Regions from separate parts of the Mus musculus genome. Here region 1 is linked to region 2. The links are chromatin contacts, found by Hi-C or POLR2A ChIA-PET in ENCODE. All regions are on one chromosome and are shown on one strand. The core of a region is the stretch at or near the end of the contact, and the rest is flanking DNA. Distances in the headings are between cores, read along the strand shown.

Region 1 (4,119 bases), core at 1,267-3,766, 110 kb after region 2:
ATAAAATCCTTGTGTACTTCAGTGAACAGATGTCCCCATGTTGGTGCTTACAGTCAAGTTGTTCCTTAAAAGTTTCAACCTTCTTGTTTACAATTTTTAATTCAAGTGAAGTTACAACCTTAACAATGTAGGGGCAGTTACATAAAATCAGAAAGTCAATAACTTGAATACTTAATCAAATGAAGATAAATCACCTTCAGTCACAAGAAAATTTGGGCCTACTAGCCAAATAAAGTTTATATATTTCTCATGCTACAGGCAAAAGAAATTCTATATACACATACAGACACACACACGTGCACACACACACAGTGTATTGATGGAAAAAAAGGAACAGGAGGGAGAGTTAGGGGAAGGAGACAAAACTCCGTAATAAGGAAAGGCTAGTCTATCCTTACTTAAAATAACATTTATAGTAAAACCCCTTGATTTTCCTGGGACAAGCAACCTTTCCATACAATGATTAACAACCAACCAAACAAAACACCGTACTCATTCTAGCAAAGATGCTGTGATAGGCTTAGGAGATAAATATTAAGGAAAACACAACTCAAGTCATCAGAAATATGTCATTGTTTTGATTCTGGCAAGAATAACAGAACCCATCTATCTTCTTCACTTGGATATTCAGCCAATGAATATCACCTTAAAGTCACCAGGGATCAAACTAAACTCCACCTATAAGAGCCAACCTTTCTTAAAACCCAGCTATATTGTGTAAGACAGGTTCATATGGCTCCTGTTTTTAGTCTAAGTGAAGCGTCTGACAGTTAGTGTTCAAAACGGCCTGTGAATGGTAACTACTTACTCAAAGCCCAGCCAGTCCCAACACCTTTTCATGATATACAAAGTTACAACAGTCCATTTTGAAACCTGACCAGGGACCAAAGCTGAATAAATGTGCAAGACTAATTACTTGCTTAGGTCTCTTTTACGATAAGTAAATGCCAGGCTACATTTATCTTTCTCATTTTAAGAAAGAATATCACTATGTACACATTGTGTCCCCCCACATACACTGAAGAAATAAGGTCAACGCATTAAAAAAAACCTGTTATGCGAACTCTTCATAAACAGTATTATACAAGTTCTGGTAACATTTCAGTTTTAAGAAACTTTAAAAAAAGACACCACTTGGTTTTTAATTGTATTTTGGTAAACAGAATGATTAGCCGTAAAACTCTGCAAACCAAGTACTTACTGTAGTCTTGAATCAATGATTACAGAAAAGAAAGTGAAACTGTCCCTGAGTAAAAACAAATAAGTGTAACTCATTATTCACAGACCTAAGCATCTGAATGAGTGACATGGTAAAAGCAGAACGTTTAAAATGCATGCTTTGAAGAAAAGTTCTCCTCCATAAACAGCTGTGCGAACCTGGATCCGGTTGTTACTTTGTAAAAGGGGCGTTAACTAGTTTCCCCGACACTTTTTGTTACTTGAGTGTATTTACTTGAAAGAACCACAAACAAGCAAGTCCTAAGGCCTTCAGATATAAAAGAGCTATTCAACAAAAGTAATCTCAACTGTATTCTAGGGAGGTTAAAGTCCTAGATTGTAAAACTTTGGTCCCGTCAAATTTTCATTTCAAACATCTGAATCTGATCCCTCCCACCCGCCCTTTCCTCCAGGTAAGTTGGTTCTCTGTGCCCCAAAAGATAAAGAGCCTGGGGGAGGAAGGCACACTCGCTTTTTCGGAGGGGAAAGAGCTACGGGGCTCCTCCCCCCCACCCCAACACCCCCGGCTGTCCGCCTCTCTTGCGGGTGTCCGCTCCGCTACGGCGTGGGCAACTCGGGTGTTCTGCTGAGGAGCCTAGTGGACTGCGCCCGGGTGGGAAAGTTTGTCGGGGTGGGGTGGGGGCGGGGAGGCCAGCCCGGAGCTCCGAGGGGCGCCCTGGAGCCGGAGGTGGCAGCCACGCGGGGGGGCGGCGGGCGGGCCCCGGACGCCGGCTACGCCGGCTACACTGTCCCGGCGTGCACACGCCCACCCCGGCAGCTCCAAACGCGCCGGGCGGCCCGGTAGCTGCCGGCCGCCCGAGCAGCGGACCGAGGGGGCGGGCTGGGGCCGGTGGGGGTGGGAGCGCTGTGGCCATGGCAACCAGGGGGGTCCGGCCCTTCCGTGCAACCCCGGCGCTGCCTTCGCTGCGAGCCCGCCCGCCGTGGCCACCGCCTCCTGCTCTGCGGGCCTGGCCCGGCCGGGCGGCGGCAGCGCCAGTCCCGCAGCCGTGGGGTCCCCGGGCCGCCCGGCGGCTGTAGAGGGGGCGGCGGGCGAGGGGCCGCGCTAGTCCCGGCGGGCCGCGGCCGGCTGAAGGCGGCGGGGCGGCTGAGGCCGCGAACCAGGGACACGCGGCCCGGCCCCACGCCGGCCTGCAGCGGGCGGGAAGGAGGCGGGAGCTTACCTGACCCGGCTCGGCACTCGCTCCATCCCCCTCGGCCGCCGCCGCCGCCGCCGCCGCACACAGCCCAGCCGCCCGGCGGGGGACAATGACGTGCCTCCATCCGGGCACCGCCGCCGCCGCCTCCGGGTCAGCGCCGCACCCGCAGCTTGCCGGCCGGGCCGCCAGGGGGCGCACCAGGGCCGCGCCCGCACGCGCCGCCGCCACGGCCTCCGCCGCCCAGGGGCCGTCGCGCAAGAGGCGCGGCGCGCAGCTAACGGGCCGGGCAAACGCGGGAGGGGCCGTCGCCCAAGGGCGGCGGGGCGCGGGCTGGCCTCACGCGTCAGCTAAGCGCCGGGCTCCGCCGGAGAAAGCACACTGATTGGTCCGACGCCCTGATTGGCGGGATGCACTGATTGGCTGGGTGTCCGGCAGCAGGGCGGGGAGGGGCCGCTTCCGTTCAGAGTTCCCGGAGTGGCCCGGGTTGGGGCCCTAAAGCCAGTACACCTGAGCTCCCATCCCGGGAGACTCATGCCTCTCCTACGCGTGGCCCTGCGGACTACGGTGGCGAGGCCACTGGGCTCTGCGATCCACGGGCCCTCACCGCGATGGGGCCTCCGCTGTCTCTACCTTACGTAGCCCTGCCAGGCTAAAGAGCAGACCATGCACCCCCCTCAACGTCTCACTTCAAGTCTTAGCTCTCCAGATTGAGGCAACTGCGCCCCAGTCCTACAGTCATGCTTCTTGTTACTTCCTGGATCCTGAGGCTGGACAAAGTAGTTCATCCTTGTATTCTCTCCCCTCCAGCGCCTGCCTGTGGTACCCATTTAGTACACACCCCTGAAGAGCATTCACTGCTGATCAAAACCTTTCACCCCCTAGACCACCAGTTCACTACACCCTACTGACCTAAAGAGCTGTGGTCCTGCCCACCACCCACTTGCCTTCTCTCTCACTAAGCCTAGTCTAACTGACTCCTCCAGCACTCCACTCTGGTTTCACTATACTCTTGTGGACACAGTTTTTTGTTTTATTTTAAAACACAGATCAGAAGAAGAAGCTAAGCTCTTTAGCTTGGGCATTAAAAGTCCCATTTTAATGATTCCCAGTACAGGTGAGTCTGAGACAGGAGAATCACAAGTTTGAAGACACCCTGTGCTACAGAAGGACTCCCAGTCTCAAAACAAAACACCCAACTCCATATTTCCTTTTTCCTTTCATTTATTCCAGCCACAGCATGCTATGTTAAGCTTTTAACATTATAAAGAGGTCAGGAGCCTATACCTACTCATGCTACCAACTTCATTACAGTCCCTATAGGTTGGCTATAAAATGTCTATTGAGTATTTGGAGCAAAAAACTCAAGTACTTTGAGGAATTAAAAAGGAGAAAGAGAATCCTAGTTGCTCACATTTCAGCATCTCCTGTCAAAATTAACACCACAACTTTTTTCTTTACAAAAAATGGTTATGGAATTTCACCACTGTAGACCATTATTAAGAGATTTGCAAAAGGTAAAATAACCCATGTCTGTGATCCTAGAATTCAGCAGCTTAGGCAGAAGGATTGCCATGAGTTCAAGCCAGCCTGGACTACAGAGTAAAATCCTGTCTGTAATCCAGGTCAGCCAAGACTATAGACTGAGACCCCATCTCAAGGAAAATGACCAATTTGTGCGACTAGAACTACCTGCTCAGTACTTTGCCTTTTCCAGGTAATTAAATTCAAATGCTGAGGAACTGAG
Region 2 (4,683 bases), core at 790-3,289:
CAGCAAACACCTCTCCCCTCTGAGCCATCTCACCAGCCCAGGAATTAATATTGAAAAGCATTTATAATTGATGAGTCTGAGTTCAAAGCTCCACCCTAGGACATTATCCTCTTCAAAGAGTGCTATCGTTTTTTTTTTTTTTTTTTTTTTCCCTCAGATGCTGTTATCTTGAGATAACAAAATGGACAGGATCAGGAAGCCACAGTTCATCAGGACTTGAATCTACATCACTTGACTCTCAGATCACTTATCTATGGATTTGTACAAGCTGCTAAACATCTCATCAACTCGCAGAAGCCTATCTTACAGTCTAGGAGGCAACAGAATATCCGGGGTTATAATTCTTGAGGTTATCAGGAAATTGGACTCTTTGAAACCATTCTTTAACCTTGAGCAAAAAGGTGAAGGCTGTCTGCTTTGATAGATGGACGGTGGAGGAAGTATCCTTTGATTCAATGGGCAATTTGTAAATATAAAACAGTTGCTGGAAAATTTTATTACAGATGAGCCATCTCCTCCCTTATAATGTTTGCTTTTCTTTAATGCAATTTAATTCGAGCAGAAAGGCTTGGGAGGGCACACATGCAACGTTAAGGAGAAGTTACTGGAAACGAGACATACGGAATGAGAAAATCGAGCCATAGATTTGGAACAGGGGAGTACTGAGTCCGTCTGCCCAGCCCTGGGCTGTGCCCACGGGAAATTGAATTCAGAGCTCCTACTGCATCATAAATCCAGGGCAGCTGGCAGCAAGCCAAGGGAGACTAACGCTCAACTGCACGGGCATCTGACGCCAGACTGGCCAACCCCTGTACTAATGCTTTCTGAGAGCCGAGCCCCAGCTGTGCCGGACTGGGGTTAGGGTTCAACAGCATCACTATATTCATTTACCAACCTAATACTTTGTTAATTCTAAAATGCATCCAATCCGCAGGAAAAATGAGACTCCATTATTATTATACACCCAAAAGATAAAAGGCTGGAATTACCCTAACATTCTGAGGGTAAAGAAGGGAGGAGGTGGGGGTGGGGAGAGTCTTCTCATGGGCTCGTTTTCAGATGATGATGATGATGACTTCAGACAGAGACTCACTAGGTAGCCCTGGCTAACTTGGAACTCACTAAGCAGACTAAACCCACTAAGATTCTGTTGAGATTGGCTTGCTGTGGTCAAAGGTATTCGCCACCGCACCCAGTTTTTATTATTTTTAAAATAAACACTTAAAAAAAGATTTATTTAGCTGGGCATGGTGGCTCATCCTTTTAGCTCCAGCATTCAGGAGTCAAAGGCAGGAAGATCTCTGAGTTCAAGGTCAGCCTGGTCTACAGAGAAAGAGTTCCATGACATTGATGGCTATGCAGAGAAACCCTATCTCAAAAAGTTTTTTTAAAATTTTATTTTGTGTGTATCAGTGTTTTGCCCGCACATATATGTGTGCACTACAAGCATGCCTGATGTGGGTGGAGGTAAGAGTGTGCCAGATAACCGTCATATGAGTGCAGGTGCCCTTGGAGGCCGGAAGTATTGGATCCTTTTTGTAGTCATAGTTACAAGGGTTCTGTGGGTGCTGAGAACCAAACTCTGATTCTCTTCAAGAGCAGCGAGTGCTCTTAACAACAGAACTACATCCCCACACAATTATTACTGTGTGTATGTCATGTGTGGACGCCCACGCATGCTGCGGTCACAGTAAAACTTTATAGTCAGTTCTTTCCTTCTGCCTTTAAGTGGGGGCCACTTGAGCCAATCATCAGCCTTCCTTTTCAGATAGTTTCTCACTCCCTACTCTATGCATTTGCGAGTCGCAGCCCTTAGCCATCAGGTTTTGTAGAGCAGGGCGTCCTCGTGCTCCTGATAGACCCGGCTTCCTCTCCAGGATGCTCTAGAGGGGCAGACAGGAGGTTCGAGGGAGAGTGCTGCGCTGCAGGATCCAAGTCTCCTAGCTAAGCAGCTACTGCAGCTACTGCAAGGCCGGGCGGAGTCTGGTGGGCGGGACCGCTCGGCGTCTAGGCTCCGCCCACACCGACAGGGGAGGCGTGGTTTTGTGTCACGTGATGGCGCCGGAGCAGTGAGGCTCCGCCCGGCCCTCCGTGGAGGCCCGGCCGCGACCCGGGCCGCGCTCGCTGAGGAGCTCTCCGGTTCTCCCCGCGACCACTTCTCTTAGTCCCGGCGTTCAGCCCAGTCGCTCCCGCCGGCTCCGGGCTCGCCGGCTGGCGGGGAGTGGCCTCAAAATGGACGAAGGCGGTGGCGGTGAGGGCGGCAGCGGTGAGTGATGGAGGTGTGGCCGGCTCTCTGGGCGGCCCTGAGGCCGAGGGTCGCGCTGTTGAGAGCCCAGGCTTGAGACGTGGGGCCGGGTGTCGGGTGGGGTGGCGGCGACCGTGGGGAGGTGCGCGGGGTAAGGCGGGGACTCGGGCTTCGCTGCCCTGGTGAGAGGACATGTCGGAGACCGCGGGGTCGTCGCCCAGCGCGGTCGCGGGTCGCGGGTTCGAGGCCGGGGTCTCCGCAGCACAGCTCCAGGTCGCCTTTCTGAGATGGGGCCACTCTGCGGGGCGACCTTCCCAGCGTCTCATTGCCAAGGGCGTCCACGCCCTCCCTAGCCCAGCTGTTTCGGACGGGCCCCTCTCCTTTTCAGCTCTCCTCAGGTGTCTGGAGCTTGGGAGCTCCTGGATGGGGAGGGGAAAGTTTTCAATTTGGAGGACTCGGAGGGCCCGGAGGGTGGGGTGGATCGGTCGGGGGAGAGGAGGAAGGTTGGAAGTCATGACCACGTCTCTGATTTTTAGATCAGAAGTACTCATTGGGAATGGCTTAAAGGACATGAGGGGCAGGCAGCTCCAGTCCAGGTCTGAGTATGCATTTTTTTATCAAATAGAAAAGAAAAAATGCTACAGAGAAGGGGTCGGGTGTAAAAATAAAAAGGGGGCCAAATAGCACAAATGATAGAATCATTGTCTAGCATGCCCAGGACGCTGAGTTTGATCCCCAACACCACCAAATGGAAAATATAATTAAGAAATTAAAGGGGTCAGGTGGGATTCCTTTAAAGCCGAGGGTGGGATGCGGGAGCCACAGCAGCGAGACTGTTAGACTCCTGGACAGGTGCCTGTGACAGACACCCTTCCAGAGGTGGGCTATCAGTTCTCCGTGTTGCTCAGGCTGTATGTATGTGCCTGACTTTGAGTTCCACCCTGCTGCAAATGAGCCGGTTGCAAATTACTCAACGGAGTACAGATTCCTGTTGTGTCATTTCATGAATTTGGTTTCCCAAAACATCAAGAGTCACCGTTTGTGGAGTGGGACTTTACTTGAAGTAAGCAAAGGGTTAATAATGTACCCGTCATTTTTTACCCAAACACCCCAAGTTGAAGCTGTCTGGACTTTGAGGAACGATCTTCCTTTTTTGCTGACAGAATGATCAGAATCCCATGTAATAAGGGAGTGTTTAGGGGGAAAAAGAAGTCTTAATTACAGGCTGCTGGAGCAGCTGCCTGTAAGAATCAGCAGTATTGAAGACTTCCTCGTGAAGTGGTTAATCAAGGTGCCTTCTAGAATTCCAGAGCTTCTCAGATTTTTTTTTTTCTTCCCTGTGAAAGAGACGAAGTGGCTGGGCTGTAGGAAGTTGGCACTCCTCGTGGCATTTGCCAAGTTCAGTTCTCATAGTAAAAGCCAGGGGTAGCACAGTGGCATCGAGTGGGTGTTTTGTTTATGAAAAGAAAGAACCCAGTTGCAAACCCTCCTACATACCGGCTGCCGGTCTGGAGGCACTGGGTCCCTGAGGATGCCTTGCCTTTCGCCTATAGCACAGTCTGACATTGTCGTTTAGAAAAAAAGACAGTGGCAATTTGACATTGGGATCTAGGAAGCTAGCTGAGCTGGCGATTGCTCTGCAGGTGCTACACAGTCTGTTGAGTCAACACGTGGCTGAGCTGAAGGTAAAAGCAGATACAGTGGGGAAAACTTAGAAACCAGTGTGTTTCAGCAGTTCATAGAATTTAGAAGTATAGTAAAGGTCAATATTAAAGTGTCAAAAAGGCTTAAAGCTATCTCTGGACTATCAATATCTCTGGGTATATCAATATACCAGAGGATGTTAAAATTAAAAAAGATGTTATATTCAATGATACTGTATTCCATGGTAAAAAGTTTAAAAATGAGAAACAGTAACGGCTGTCAGGTAAGATTACTTCAGGGAGACATTACAAGTAATGCGGACAGCTGGAGTTGACTCTTGGGGAGCCACATGGGAACTGACGCCCACAGTTGTCTTCTGACCTCCTTAGGCAAGCAGCAACAAGCTTGTGCACACACACAATCTTAAAAAGTAACCAAGAATAAGCAGTTATTTTGTACATTCTGGTCTAAACAGTGTAAAGACTGCTATCATTATGGATTTTTCTTGAATAATAACACATGCTTTCAAATTTGAAAAAAAAAACCCTCAGCTTATGAAAGATGTGGATATTCTAAACATACAGGGTGATTTAATTCACCTTCCTGGAACATTTGACAATGAAGAGATTTATTGATTTTTTTTTTTCTACTGAAATGCCAGACAGTGTGCTATATGATAGGAAACAGCTTTTTAATTTTTATTGATTTAGCTTATCAAAAAAAATCTTTCCTCCTCACATTATGGAAAGATACTTAGGGATGCTTTTGGCAGTCTTAGAGCTTCGAACCCAGTG

What was found. Hi-C counts contacts between places; a loop is a spot of excess contacts on that map. ChIA-PET counts read pairs that join two places held with the same protein, here RNA polymerase II (POLR2A).
Region 1: POLR2A ChIA-PET joins it to region 2 with 24 read pairs in Patski. The contact joins the promoter of Usp42 here to the promoter of Cyth3 in region 2. A Hi-C loop is called at or near these places in 1 of 37 maps with a recorded cell type or tissue (v-Abl transformed pro-B cells). POLR2A ChIA-PET finds 5 or more read pairs at or near these places in 3 of 5 experiments (Patski and embryonic stem cell).

What each region holds. Positions count from the first base shown.
Region 1 is chr5:143,729,764-143,733,882 of GRCm38, forward strand. Usp42 (ubiquitin specific peptidase 42) reads right to left here and starts at 2,517. Exons shown (of 18, transcript NM_029749.2): 1 at 2,400-2,517. It overlaps Gm38737 (a long non-coding RNA gene), which reads left to right and starts at 2,692. Exons shown (of 3, transcript XR_868672.3): 1 at 2,692-4,089.
Region 2 is chr5:143,620,408-143,625,090 of GRCm38, forward strand. It overlaps Cyth3 (cytohesin 3), which reads left to right and starts at 2,040. Exons shown (of 13, transcript NM_011182.4): 1 at 2,040-2,266. The coding sequence starts at 2,233.